2 separate regions of the Homo sapiens genome follow, and region 2 is linked to region 1. A link is an interaction called in ENCODE POLR2A ChIA-PET data of the cell type or tissue named here. Cell type or tissue: B cell. All regions are shown on one strand. Each heading gives the region's core, and the rest is flanking DNA. Links, peaks and the distances in the headings are about the cores only.

Region 1 (8,368 bases), core at 2,428-6,427:
CAGGGCATAGAGATGGTCAAAAGTATGATGACTGATGACTCACAAGGCCTCTCAAGATATTCAGCATCAATTTGGTGTCCACTGTATTACCATCTTCAGTTATTCATCACTCTTCCCATTTCCCCCCACCCAATGCTGTTTATGCCTCCTAAAATAGTAGCTAATATTTATAGAGGCCTTACTATGTACCAAGCATTGTTCTAAGCACCTCTCATGTCCTAAATCACTTAATTATCACAACAACCCTATTAGGTAGGTGATATTCTGCTCATAGCCATTTACAGATGAAATGGCCATGACAAAAAGAGGTTAAGTAATGTTTCCAGTTGGCACACAGATGGTGAGAGTAAGAGCAGAAATTCAAGCCCAAGCAGTCTGGAATCAGCCTTTTGTTCCCAGTCTCTAGGCTATACTGCCTCCATGCTTATTTCAGGTCAGGACCATCTCTCTCCTGGAATACTACAATAGACTCCTAGCTGGTCTCCATTCATCTTACTTCTTCTCACATTATTTTTTATTATAAAAATAATATATGAATACATTCTCCCTGTAAAATACAATAATAGTATAAATTAGATAAAATCCCATTTGGCCACCAGCTGCAATTCCAGTTTCCTCCCCAGGATCAGGTATGTCTACTCCTAGATCTTTTTCTGTGTATGTATGTACCTTTAAAATATATACAGTATCGTTTGATAGTTTTTTAAACTTTTATTTTAAGTTCGGGGTACATGTGCAAGTTTGTTATATAGGTAGAATTGCGTCATGGAGGTTTGTTGTACAGATTATTTCATCACCCAAATATTAAGCCTCGTACCCATTAGTAACTTTTCCTGACCCTCTTCCTCCTCCCACCCTCTGTTCTCTGAAAGGCCTCAGTGTGTGTTGTTCCCCTCTATGTATCCGTGTGTTCTCATCATTTAGCTCCCACTTATAAGTGAGAGCATGTGGCATTTGGTTTTCTGTCCCTGAGTTACTTTGCTAAGGATAATGGCCTCCAGCTCCACCCAGGTTCCTGAAAAGGACATGATCTTGTTTTTATGGCTGCATAGTATTCCATTGTGTATAGGTACCACATTTTGTTTAGCCAAGTTTGATAGTTTTTTTTAAATAAATGTTATTATAGCACTCATGTTCAAATTTCATGTTTTAAATTTATCTATATGTTTTTGAGAGCATTCTAAATCAGAACTGTGTGACCTTTAAAAGAAGAAAAACCCAGTACCATTTTTTAAAAGCACCCTCACTCCAAAATAGAGATGGCATAACCCTACTGAAGTGGTCTGCTACTTCCCTTTTAGTAACAGTGAAACCTAGCAAAGTCTTCCAAAGGAAAAAACTAGAAAAAAATTAAAGGAGTAACAGTTTGAGTGGCATATACACAGAAGAATGAGGGGCACTGTTTTATGGAAACTAATCTGTAGGTGAAACAATATGGGCATTGTCACCTGGAGATTTGCCATGAAGTGAGTCCAGATCCATTTCTTGATAAAGTCTACATAAATAACCAGACTATTCAGTTTACCAGTACATCTCATTCCTATAGCAATCTGGAGTATTGGATTGCATTAAGGTTCTACTCACTGAAGTAATCCCTTCACAGACTTCAACATGTTAATCTCTTTACTTGCTTACTGTTTCCATAATGTAAGCTCATAAAGACAGGAATTGCATCTCTCTTATTCCCTGCTGCAGTGCAATTACCTTACTCAGTAGCTGTCACATAATTGGGGCTCAACAAGTCATTGTTTAATGAGTGAATAAACCCAAAGACACATGATTAATTAGTGGTTCAATCACCCATGACCATTGTACAGTAGAGATGACCTAAACAGTTATAGATTTACAGCAGTCACTAATAACAAGTCATCAAAGTAAAACTCAACTGTGACAGATTAAAAGGAGCATAAATTCTAGAGTCAGTTACCTGGGTTAACAAAACGTATTCACCACATGCTTGCTGTGTGACCTTGGTCAATTTTCTTAACCTCTCTGGTATAATTTGAATATTTGTTCCTGCCCAGATCTCATGTTGAATTGTAATCTCCAATGCTGGGGGTGGGGCCTGGTGGGAGGTGTTTGGATCATGGGGGCCGGTCCCTCATGAATGGGTTGGGCCATCTCTTTGGTGTTAAGTGAGCTCACGCTCTAAGTTCACAGGAGATCTAGTCATTTAAAAGTGTGTGGTGCCTCTCACCCCCACTCTCTCTCTCTTGCTCCTGCTCTGGCCATGTGACGTACCTGTTCCCCTTCACCTTCCACCATCATTATAAGCTTCCTGAGGCCTCCCCAGAAGCCAAGCAGATGCCTGCACTATGCTTCCTGTAGAGCCTGTAGAGCCGTGAGCCGGTTGAATATCTTTTCTTTATAAATTACCCAGTCTCAGATATTTCTTTATAGAAATGCAAGAATGGCCTAATATACTCTCTCTTCAGTTTCTTTATCTGTAATAATGACAATAATCAAATCTTTAGAATTTTGCCAGGACTAAATGAAGTAATGAATTAAGGCATCTAATAATGTGTGAGACAATGAGTAGGTGCTTAGTAAATGTCAGTGCTGTGCCTATTTTCCCTCCGCCCACTTGCCACCTCTTTTCTAATAATAAGACCAAGTTTATTTACCCTGATAAGCACGTCTCTTCTCTCATTTCCATTTGTGGCAATGTAGGCAACCACTTCTTTCTCTTTCAGTGCTGACCTACTGTTTTGTTGGAAACAGTCCCAGGGCTCTGGGCTTTAGAGATTGCTGTTGGATTGCGAAGCATTATGGACCAAATCCAAGTGCTGCAGCACATAATGGCTCTGGCCATTTAAAAAATCTAAACTGCTGTAGCTATTTTATGGGGTGCAATATATATCCAAAATTTTATAATAGGGTTACCAAATGCAGTGCTCTAAAAATCAAGAATCATTCAAAATTTTCTCATCTCTCCACAGAAATAAATTGCTATGTTGGTTAAAACAGACACCTTGCTCAGGAGTCTGAGGTTTTCTCTAAGATGTTCCACAATTATCATTTAAAGCCAGTGCATGTTATTCAAACAGGAAAAGGTAGAATTCTTAACTTAACTTCACCAGAATTAGACTTTCATTCTGTGATATTCGTTATCCAATTCCCAACATTTCCGGTACCTCCAACTCTCTTAGATCTACCCTCAATCCCCTTATTTACAGAGTCTTCAAGTCTCAGAAACACTTGCATTTATCCTGTCATGTACACACCCTAAAAGTCATCCTAGGTCTTTAAAAAGACTTACAGATGACCGAGCCAAACACAATCCTTTCCCTATTCTAAGTCTTACTCTTCTCAACATTTGAGACTGCCTTTGCTTAGACCACTGGGGCAGATCTATTGTGTTGCTACCTGAGTGCTCTCCTAGCAATTAGACATGTCTTTAAAACAGGACATGTATTACTTCTTCTTTATCTTGCATTATAAACTTGAGCAATGTCTGGCTTGATGAAGGCAGTGTTTCTACTATCTTGGTTGGGTTCCAACCATAACCTTTGAGTAGAGAACAGTTTGGGCAACTTATAAATCTTGTTTTAAAAAGTAAATCAACTTCTTGCTTTGAGATCTGGGTCATTTCAAGAATAGCTGGAGTACTCCATTCACCCTTGGCCTGAAGATTACATCTTTTCCCCAAAGTTCTAGCAAGAGCCACCCAGTTAGAATTATAGTCAATAGGATTAGCTAAATGTACTACACCCAAAACACAAGCAGCAGCTGGATTACCATCCTACAGCTCACCTGTTGGTAAATGTTGATCTTATAGTTCTTATTTATATAAACCTCAAAGCCTGGAGGAACTCATACCCCACTCAGACATCATCACAAGAGAATTCTGAAGTGGAAATTAACAGCTAAATGGACCTGTATAGGACTAAAAATATATATCTATGTATTTTATTAAAATACATATGTTATTAAAATATATATTATTAAAATATATTTTTAATTAAAATATATTTATTAAAATATATATATTATATATATATATTATTAGTTCTAGATTCCAGTATTCTTTTTTTGGTCTAAATTTGTAAGACTCAGCAAAGACATTCATCCAGGACATCTATAGCTTGCTGTGAGCCTTTGCTGTCTTCAGTAACCAGCATGCGAATTTCATAGAGATGCCAATGGAGAGAAAGATACAAGGCTTCCTTCCCTTTAAGAGGCATATAATCAAACTAGTCCAAGAAAGCTAGTTTGACAAAAGTCAAGGGAAGGAGGGGAATAGGGAAATATATGTTAAACTACATGGCTAGTTAAACATTAGTCCTGCAGGCCGAGTATTTGCTGGGAAAAGGGGGACCCTCATCAGTTACTTCAGGAGCTAGATTTTTCCATGGCCCCAAATATCCTTAGTGTGTTGTATGTCCTTCCAAGGATTGGTGTCTGCACTACACAATGCCCAATCATCTTAAAGTACAGTATGTCTTCTAGTATTGGTGGTTCCTTACAGCAGCTTATTCAAGTATCTTAATTCTTTAAATCTGGAAAAGAGACAAAGAGAAATATAGGCTACAAATTTCATCCTCAGAATGTATCATCAGCTCACTAGTTAACTATAGTATTTCATTAGTAATAAGATAAGGCAAAGATGAAAATAATAACTGAAAATGCACACATTTCAGACAAAAAAATCCCAGCCCAATTAAAATTATAAATTAAAATTTTATATCTCACTATCTCTCTGTATTTTAAAAAGCAATTTGCCTCAACCCCAACATAAGTTGAACCACTTAAATTGCAGTGACAAAATCAAAGCTTTGTTCTGAATATTGGGAGCTGAGATCTATTTTGCTACATATCTTGTAAAATTATCCCCAATTTCAGGACATAGAGCTACAGCATTAGAAAACCTTATGTTTCTTTTTGTATCATGCAATGAATTTTAAACAGTCTGTTTTTCCATTGCAGCCTTTTTTCTACTGGTGGTGAGCAGTGGGATGGAGTGAGGTGGAACAGAGGTTGGGAAATTTGTGAGCAGAGCGTTTTTTAAGAGCTCAATTCAAATGGTTAAGTAGTTACAACAGAGTTCTCAGATGCTACAAAATTATGTTAGATCCTTATATGAATATCATATCCTTATATGAACTCCTAGTTCACTCTTGTTTTAAATCTAAATTCTTTAGACTTAACATTTGGTAATGCTTAAACAAAAAACAAAACAAAAAAAGGATCAGGAAAACAAAACAGAACACTGTGAGCTTGAACATATCAACAATTTTTCATGGACAAAGAATAAAACAACTGCATAGTAGACAAAGATCTGCCCAGCTAAAAATCAATATTTGTATCCAACTTTGGGGGGAGTTAAGAGAACTAACTGCTTATGACATCAGCCCTAGAAATGTGCCTGTAAATATCCACATTAGTAATGCTTCATCTACCAGTTTCTTATAACCAACATGATCCAATTCAGTAGCTACCACAACTGATCCAAGCTGCCCTACGGGAAATTATGCACACCCACCAAAAAAAGTAAAAATCGTCTCTGACCAAAAGAACTGGGTCACAGGATGAGAGGTGGCACCATTCTCTTTAATATCATTAACTCTTGATTTTTAAGGAAACATGGTTCCCATAGGCCTAAGAGGGTTTCTTAAATGTGACCTACATTCAAGCATAATTATCTTTCTTTCCCAACTGGCAAACATACACTACATAACCTTGTTGTAAAATCCCATAATTAATACAGTTTTGAATATTATGAGCCAAATTATCTGACCTAAAATATAGTAAGATATATAATAGTTGAAGACAATTAAAATTGTCTGATTGTACCTTGGCCCTGCCTCCATTACTTTTGAAACAACAGCTTTTCTTTTATGAAACATAATTTATTTTATCAGTATAAGTTATCCATAGAGTTTGATGAGAGAAGTTAGGACTGCCATATCCTTATCAAATATTCAGGACCAGTTTTAAATATTATTAAAAAGTACAACCAAGCTGAAAACTAAAGCAGTGCACATGATGCCCTGTGAAAGTAGAAATTTATTCTTTAAACAGATTAACTTATTTATTTATGCTGTTGTATTTATTTGGTTTTATCAAATGTTGTCTAAGAGACATAGCATAGCATGAGAGATAAACAAATTTACAAGCAAAAAACAAACAACCCCATTAAAAGGTGGGCAAAGAAGGTAAACAGACACTTTTCAAAAGAAGACATACATGTGGCCAACAAGCATATGAAAAAATATTCAACATCACTGATCATTAGATAAATTCAAATTAAAACCACAATGAGATATTGTCTCACACCAGTCAGAATGGCTATTATTAAAAAGTCAAAAAATAACAGATGCTGGTAAGGCTGCAGAGAAAAGGGAACATGTATACAGTGCTGGTGGGAATGTAAATTAGTTCAGCCACTGTAGAAAGCAGTTTAGTGATTTCTCAAAGAACTTAAAACAGAACTACCGTGCAACTCAGCAATCCCATTATTGGGTACATACCCAAAGGAATATAAATCATTCTACCATAAAGACACATGCAGAAATGTTTATCGCAGCACTATTCACAACAGCAAAGACATGGAATCAACCTAGATGCCCATCAGTGGTAGACTGGATAAAGAGAATATGGTACATATACCATGTATATACATAGTATACCATGGAATACTATGTAGCCATAAAAAAGAACAAGATCATGTCCTTTGCAGCAACATGGTTGGAGGCTGTTATTCTGTGAACTAACACAGGAACAGAAAACTAAATACCATATATTCTCCCTTATAAGTGGGAGCTAAACATCGACTACACATGGACACAAAGAAGGGAACAATAGACACTGGGGCTACTTGAGGGTGGAAGGTGGGAAGAGGATGAGGACTGAAAACTACCTATTAGGTACCACGCTTATTACCTGGGTGATGAAACAATCTACACACCAAACCCCCATGACGTATGCAATTTACCTAGGTAACAAATCTGCACATGTACCGCTGAACCGAAGTTTGGATCTAACCAGGTCAACATTTATCAGCTTTATTATCTTAAGCTTATCATTCAACTCTCTTGGAATCTCCGTTTCTCGTCTGTAAAATGAGATGGTGGCAATACCTATTTTACAGAATTGTTTTTAGAAAAAATATAATTGAGGTAAGTTACAACCTGGAAAGGATTTTTTTAAAAGTTTGACCTGTTTATACCTTAAAATATTGAGAAAATTGTCAGAGAAATGGTACATGCCAAAAGGCACCTTACACATATGCACTAAAAACACATGTTTACAAATGATGTAGACTATAAATAAATACTAAATATGTGTCTACAGATTTCAGGTCAGACAAATGTATATTTAAAAATTAACAGGGACTTCTAGATAAAGATGGCAGATTATGCAAATGTATTTATATTCTCTTCCATCCAAAAGCCTATTAAAATGTTAGTAAAGGAATACAAATAGGTACAAATTCATAAGCTAAAATAAGAAAAAGAAATGGACATAAACTGATAAAAGATTTCAACAATTTTTTTTTTTCAACAAACAACCCCAGATGAAAAGTGAAAACATGCTGACAGGTGAAAAGCATCCAAAGGGGTTAGCTTAGAGCAAAATAAAGAGGGTGGAGGGTTAGTGACAGCAATGGATATAGGTTGCCTGGAAGAACCATTGAGATGCTCAGAAATCTGAAAACTGAAATACCACAGGAGTGGGAGTGAGACATAAAGGCTAAAATGCAGAGGAAATCCATCAAAACTCTACTTATGAAACAGCTGATTTCACCACAATATAAGTTACAACCCCAGTCATGGCATTTGCTTTGCCCTAAAATATCAACAGAAAACCAAATATTCCCATACACTTGGAAAAACTTCTGAGTGTGAGACACTCTAATCAAAATAAACAAGAAAAGCTGATTACAAAATAGAAAGCCATATTATTTAAAAAAACAGACATTTTTGCAGAAATTCCAACACCCTTAGAAAGATTCAAGAATACAGTGCTTTCATTAGACAAGAACTGGATACTATGAAAAATGAACAAACTGAGATTTAAAAGGTTTGATTTTAAAAATATGATTGCCAACATAAAAAAGAGAAATACATTTTAAAAACTCAGAAAAGTCTCCCAGAAGATGAAATAAAAATAGACAAAAAGATCAAACCAGTCATGAAGTCTTTGCCCATGCCTATGTCCTGAATGAAAAGCAATGGCAACAAAAGCCAAAATTGACAAATGGGATCTAATTAAAGAGCTTCTGCACAGCAAAAGAAACTATCATCAGAGTGAACAAGCAACCTACAGAATGGGAGAAAATTTTTGCAATCTTTCCATCTGACAAAGGGCTAATATCCAGAATCTACAAAGAACTTAAACAAATTTCAAAAAAAAAAAAATCAAAAAG
Region 2 (6,804 bases), core at 2,201-6,200, 440 kb before region 1:
TCAACTTTCCTCTGCCTTTTTGTTCTATTCAGGCCTCAACAGATTGGATGAGGGCCGGAAGAACAACGTGAGGTCTCCCCACACTGAGGAGGGCCATCTGCTTTACTCAGTCCACCAATTCAAATGTTAATCTCTTGCAGAAACAGCCTCACAGACACACCCAGAAATAATGTTTAACTAAATATCTGGGCATCCCATGGCCCAGTTCAGGTTGACAAAATTAACTACTATAGGTTATCTTCATGCAGCATCCAAAGGATGAAAGGGCTGAATAGCCTGGGCAAAAAATTAAAAATAATTAATAGCTAATATTTATTAAAATGTTGACTACATCCCAGCCACAGCACTAAGTGCTCTCTGTGGATTATCTCATTTAATTCTCACAATGGTCCTGTAAGGTACATTACAGTCATGCATCACTTAATGACAGGAATACATTCTGAGAAATTTATCAGTAGGAGATTTCTTGTTATGTGAACATCATAGAGTGTGCTTACACAAACCTAGATGGTATAGCCTACTACACTACACACCTAGGCTACATGGTATAGCCTAGTGTTGCAAGACTACACACCTGTACAGCAGCTTACTGTATTGAATACTGTAGGCGATTGTCACACAATGGTAAGCATGTGCATCTGAACATATAGAAATATAGAAAAGGTATAGTAAAATACAGTATTATAATCTTCTTGGACAACCGTTGTATACACAGTTCATTGTTGGCCAAAACATCATTATGCAGCACATGACTGTATTTTCATTTTATAGAGGAAGAAATTGAGGCACAGGGAGATTGGGTAACCTGAGATTAAACATTTAGCAAGTGACAGAATTGAGCAATCAAACTTCAGAACCTCAACTTGAAACATCATTTCCTGATGCAAACATGAGGACATATTGCTCTACCATACAGAAAGCAGCAGGGCAGCTGCCATGCTTGTATAACAACTATTTTTTTTTTTTTTTTTGCTTATTGAAACTGAAGGGATGTTGGGAAAGACAGACTGGGAGCTTTCTCTAAATTTTAATACAGCATCAGTGCTTCCTATAATGTCCAGGTTAGGAGAGAAGCAAATGGAGCTTTACTAAGGAAGAGAAAGTGATCAATACCAGTGAGAAAGGTGAAAAAAAAAAAAACAAACAAAAACGAAAAAAAAACCTAAGCAAATTCAGTGAGAAAAGAAAAAGCAGAACTTAGAGTCCTTACCCTTCAATTTAAGGAAGGAGAGTTATTGCCTAGCAGAATCTTGAAATAAAATTTCCTTAGAAAGCCCCAGAAAGTTTTGTGTGTATTGCAAGTCCAAAGGATAAGGAGAACTTCTATATGCTTTCTTCTTATTTCCACTGGGCAAAGTACTGCTCTATCAAGACTCAGCCTGCCATGAGGCTTTCCAATCAACTCTCAACCACCACAACAGTTAGGGCTTTTTCCTCTATGTTGCAAAGCACTTTCTGCATAACTCAGAATGCAAAATGTACTCATTCATTTGTTTATTTACATTTTTTCCTCACTAGACTGATTTTTTTTTTTTTTTTTTAGGACAAGGCCTTACTTACACACATAACTTGTACTCTAGGTAAACTGGAATACTCTATTCACTAAACAGCCTTAGCTTTACAGTCTTGACATCATTGCCTTTTCACTATTGGCATCCCTCAGCTCGTCATGAGTTCTACTAAATGCCACTTTTACTACGAAGCCTTCCCCGGCTTCCTTCCCTAAACTCATTTCACCGTACCTATATCATAACATAAAACACTGCCTTGTTATGCTTTGTAAATCTCTTTTCTGCATTAGATTATAGACTCCTATGACTAAGTCGTCATAACCTTTGAATTCTCATTAGGGCTTACTTAGCTGAATCATGCACAATGGCAGACATTCATAAAATCAGATATTGATTGCCTATTTAAAAAGAAAGGAAAGGGGTCAGGCGTGGTGGTTCACACCTATAATCTCAGCAATTTGGGAAGCCATGGCAGGAGGATTGCTTGAGTTCAGGAGTTCAAGGACAGCCTGGGCAACTGTCTCTACCAAAAATACATAAAATTAGCTGGGGCATGGTGGTGACACCTGTAGTCCCAGCTATTCAAGAGGCTGAGGCTGGAGGAATGCTTGAGCCTGGGAGGCAGAGATTGCAGTGAGTGAAAATCGTGCCACCGCACTCCAGCCTGGGAGACAGAGTGAGACTCCATCTCCAAAAGAAAAAGAAGGAAGAAATAAAAAGGGAATTAAAACAAATTTAAAAAAAAAAGGAAAAGAGGTTTAGTTACAATGAATGTTCCTGGACTGGCTAACATAGGCTCACAATAGCTTAAAATAAAGTTTAAAAACCTCACAGGCTCCTTTAAAGAGATCCTCCAGATCCTTTCATTTATAGAATCTTTCCATGTCCAGGCTTCTTTTTCTATTGAACACATCCCTCAACAAGGAGCCATTTTTTCCCATGTTCTTCAGAAAGTTACCATGTACATGTTTTGGGTATAAGAGAGAAGACACAGGAGCCACATTTACCTTCAAACTAAAATCAAAATTAAAACAACCAGATTGAAAAAAAGAAGAAATTCAAAATTCAGAAAGGAATCTTAGAGACAAAAACGTATTAAATTCAATTTTGTTTGAGAGGAAGCTCAGACTTTGCTCATTGTTGAGGTGCCATACCTAGAGACTGAGTAAATGCAGTGCTGATGATAGAGAATTACTGATTTATTCTCAAGCGCATTGTGTGGGCCAGGAGCATCTTAGAGAAGGACAGGAAAAATGTGCTTATTTGCACTCTTCCATTACAGAATAAGGAGAGATCTTTTGCAATTGCCTTCTTTTCTTTCAACTCCAAATGTAAGTGCTTTAATTTTCTACATATTCTCTATTTCTTTCTTGAGGCAACATGATTGGGAAGGGGTGCTGTGTGTCATGTAGAACCAAGAAACCCATTACAAATAAAGAGGAAAGTGTGGATTCTATTAAAAAAACAAAAACAAAGAATCATAGTAATTGTGGGCAAGACAAATTTATTTCTTCAGCCTTTGAAATAACGTCAGCAAGAACCGACTAGTGGCTGAGTAGACAAAGTAAACATAAAATTGTATTAAAAGTAAGGTTCTCGGCCGGGTGCGGTGCGTCATGCCTGTAATCCCAGCACTTTGGGAGACTGAGGCGGGCGGATCACAAGGTCAGGGGATCGAGACCATCCTGGCTAACACAGTGAAACCCCGTCTCTACTAAAAATACAAAAAAATTAGCTAGGCGTGGTGGTGGGCACCTGTAGTCTCAGCTACTCGGGAGGCTGAGGCAGGAGAATGGCATGAACCCGGGAGGCAGAGCTTGCAGTGAGCCAAGATTGCCCCACTGCACTCCAGCCTGGGCGACAGAGCGAGACTCTGTCTCAAAAAAAAAAAAAAAGTAAGGTTCTCAGTGCTCTGTTTACATCTCCTTTTTACTTACAATGGTTTATTCCATTTGTTGTCTTTGGTTTTTTTTTGTTTTTTTTTTTTTGTCATGAAGACAACACAGAAATCCAGATCTTAGGCTAGGGTCTGAGAACCCATCTTAACATCAAAATAAAACACAACAAAAACCAAGAATACTTCTAACAACTTGAAATATTTAATGGAGTACATACTCAGAAATAAAGTCTCCCTTCTGCCAGTTTGGAAAACTGGCACAGACAGGCAAAATGAATTCACAACTTGCAGCCAGTTTGTTCTTTTTTTTTTTTTATACTAGACATCAAGATTTGTTTTTTAAATAATAGAAGGATGTTTTGATTATCACTGTGGGACAAAAAGCCTTTAATTTTTTTATTTCAATCAATCAAGTTCTTCCAGCCTAGACCCATTTATTCTTCTTCATACTCAACTTCCTAAATTTATGTTAGGAAAAAGAATTTTACCTTACCTCAGGCAACAGGACTTACAATGGAGAAAACACCAAACAAAATGCCATTCGCTCCCACCCCCCAAATCATCTTGTATTTATAGCCAAAGTTTTATATCGTGTGTATTCATTTTCCATTTCCCTCACTAAGTTGTCCCTGTTGAGAAGTTCTTAGCACCTGGCCCCTAAGAAATAACTGTTTCACATTTAGCATCTTTTAACTAGTAATCACTACTCTCAGAGAAAAGCCCTGCAGCCTCCAAAGTAACCAGCTCTCTAGTTCCCTGAGATCAGAGGAAAAGGGCTTTTTTTTTTTTTTTTTTTGGAGAGGGGGTCTCGCTCTGTCACCCAGGCTGGAGTGCAATGGTGCGATCTCAGCTCACTGCAAACTCCATCTCCCGGGTTCACACCATTCTCCTGCCTCAGCCTCCCGAGTAGCTGGGACTACAGACATCTGCCACAGCACCCAACTAATTTTTTTTTTTTTTTGTATTTTTAGTAGAGATGGGGTTTCACCATGTTAGGAGGGTCTCGATCTCCTGACCTCGTGATCCGCCCGCCTCGGCCTCCCAAAGTGCTGGGATTACAGGCGTGAGCCACCACGCCCGGCTTGGAAAGGGCTTTTGAGACACACACACACACACACACACACACACACACACACACACACACGGTACAGAGAGCGCTGGGGAGAAGAGGAGGGAGGATGGAAGGAGAGGAGCAGAGGAATAGTGAGGAAAATAATACTATTTTTCCTTTCCTTAGTTGGAATAGTGAGGAAAATAATACTATTTTTCCTTAGTTAACAAAGTGGATTTAAGGCCAGACATGGTGGCTCACACCTGTAATCCCAGCACTTTGAGAGGCCAAGGCGGGTGGACCACTTGAGGCGAGGAGTTTGAGACCAGCCTGGCCAACATGGCGAAAACCCATCTCTACTAAAAATACAAAAATTAGCCAGGGGTGGCGGTGCACGCCTGTAATCCCAGCTACTTGGGAGGCTGAGGCAAGAGAATTGCTGGAATCCAGGAGGCGGAAGTTGCAGTGAGCTGAGATTATGTCACTGCCCTCCAGGTTGGGCTATTGAGCAAGATCCTGTCTCAAAAAAAAATAAAAATAAAAAAGTGGAGTTAAGAGGGCAATGAGGAGACATCTAAAAAGAAAATCAGAACCAACTTCAATACTCAAGACAGATATAAACCACAGATATAAAAGAAGCCTATGTGTAACTGACAGGGTATTGTGTGCATCCTACAACTATCACAAAGTTTCACGGCTACTCCTGGAGACGGACATACTTGCACGTGTTCAAGACCACAGTACCATGATGGTCACAGCAGCCAACACTTACTAAGGGCCTCGTCCTACATCTATTACCCCATTCAGGATTCCAAATACCCTCTGAGGTGGATATCCTTATCCAAAGCCCTTAGGGCCAGTTGTATTTCTGGAATTGAGCATTTTTTGGATTTTAGAAAGACAATATGGAGCATGTTCCTATAGCATAAATCATCTCCCATGGGAGCTGGAATTCAAATGCATTAATCTTCCTGCAGTAAAATGTGTGGATAGACATTAAAGTAGGTTGAAGACCACATTAAATAGGGTCACATTGGGGGACCTCAAGTTTTACTGCCAAAAATGTTTTTGCAACCCTAGATTTTTTAAAATCTCTTTTCAGAGTTTGAAATCTGGAGTTGAAGAATGAATATATTATGACTCCATTTTAAAGGCAAAGGAACTGGGAGTCAAAATGGATGAAGTGCTTTGCCTCTTGGCACTACTGCCAGTGTTTGAACTGGGATCCAACCAGGAAATGTTTGATTCCAGAACCTGTGCCTAGATCTCCTGGCCCTCTGGCTCTCTCTCTCGGTGTCTAAGCAAATGCAGGGTTCTTTTCCCTAGTCTTTCTGCCTATCCTGAAGACTTCATCTGTCTTCTCTGTTCTTCATTATTTTATCTTTCTCTGCAACCTTACCCACAAAAAAAGGACTGCAGAAAGAAAGAAAAAACACTGTTTTTCCTTCCCTAATAGCAGAGAGAGGCAACATCCGCTTTGGTCTACTGAGACACAAAGAGAAGGGAAGGGAAAGGAGGGGAGGAGAGAGAAGACTGCATGGAGGGAGGGGGAAGGGAGAAGGAAGGGGCGATGGGATAAAAAGGAGAGGGGAAGTTGGGAGGGTAAGGAACAAAGGACCTGAGCCTGGATCCACAAATCACCAAAGCATTAAAAAATCCTAACAATTTGGCTGGGCGTGGTGGCTCGCACCTGTAATCTTAGCACTTTGGGAGGCAGAGGTAGGTGGATCACAAGGTCAGAAGATGAAGACCATCCTGGCTAACACGGTGAAACCCCGTCTCTACTAAAAATACAAAAAATTAGCTGGGTGTGGTGGCACACGCCTGTAGTCCCAGTCACTCGGGAGGCTGAAGCAGAAGAATTGCTTGAACCCAGGAGTTGGAAGTTGCAGTGAGCTGAGATCGCGCCACTGCACTCCAGCCTGGCGATAGAGTGAGACCCTGTCTCAAAAAAAAAAATCCTAACAATTCAAGACATCGATGTTGTTTCAGTGTAAGTCTCTGTTGTCATCTCACACCTTCCCCAGAGATGGCTTCTTTAAGTGAATGTTTGCAGTAGAAAGATGAGACGAAGCTTCACATCTACATAGTAGGCAAAAAGGACAGTCCAAGGAGGCTGATAAAATGGTCACCAAACTGACCTAATCCAGCAGCTGCTGGATTGGGTCCAAGGCCAGAGGTCAGAAGAGAGGATGTGCCACCTGGGAAGGTGCAAAAACTTGAGAAAGACATTGGACTTTATCAGGCCAGAAAAATGGGGGTTGATCAATGCATCTCTGGAGGTACAGGGTGACCCTGGTTGAAATGGAGGTAACCTTTTGCATGCATACGTATAGAGCTCTCAG

Evidence for each region. Peaks named below come from ENCODE experiments on the same cell type or tissue, not always from the same donor. Only the 100,000 strongest peaks of a DNase experiment are listed, where the experiment ranks them.
Region 2: POLR2A ChIA-PET joins it to region 1 with 9 read pairs; 9 of 35 experiments call an interaction of 5 or more read pairs at or near these places.

The regions. Positions count from the first base shown.
Region 1 is chr12:92,559,052-92,567,419 of GRCh38, forward strand. The region is part of intron 1 of LOC105369905 (a long non-coding RNA gene); the gene reads left to right. Among named protein-coding and RNA genes, the nearest start is that of LINC02397, 97 kb to the left of the region's middle. RefSeq lists a silencer at 2,032-2,111. In B cell, for the core only: no CTCF peak of the experiment used is centred there; no DNase peak of the experiment used is centred there; H3K27ac peaks cover 3,048 bases.
Region 2 is chr12:92,123,079-92,129,882 of GRCh38, forward strand. The region is part of intron 1 of LINC01619 (long intergenic non-protein coding RNA 1619); the gene reads right to left. Among named protein-coding and RNA genes, the nearest start is that of LINC01619, 16 kb to the right of the region's middle. In B cell, for the core only: no CTCF peak of the experiment used is centred there; no DNase peak of the experiment used is centred there; H3K27ac peaks cover 32 bases.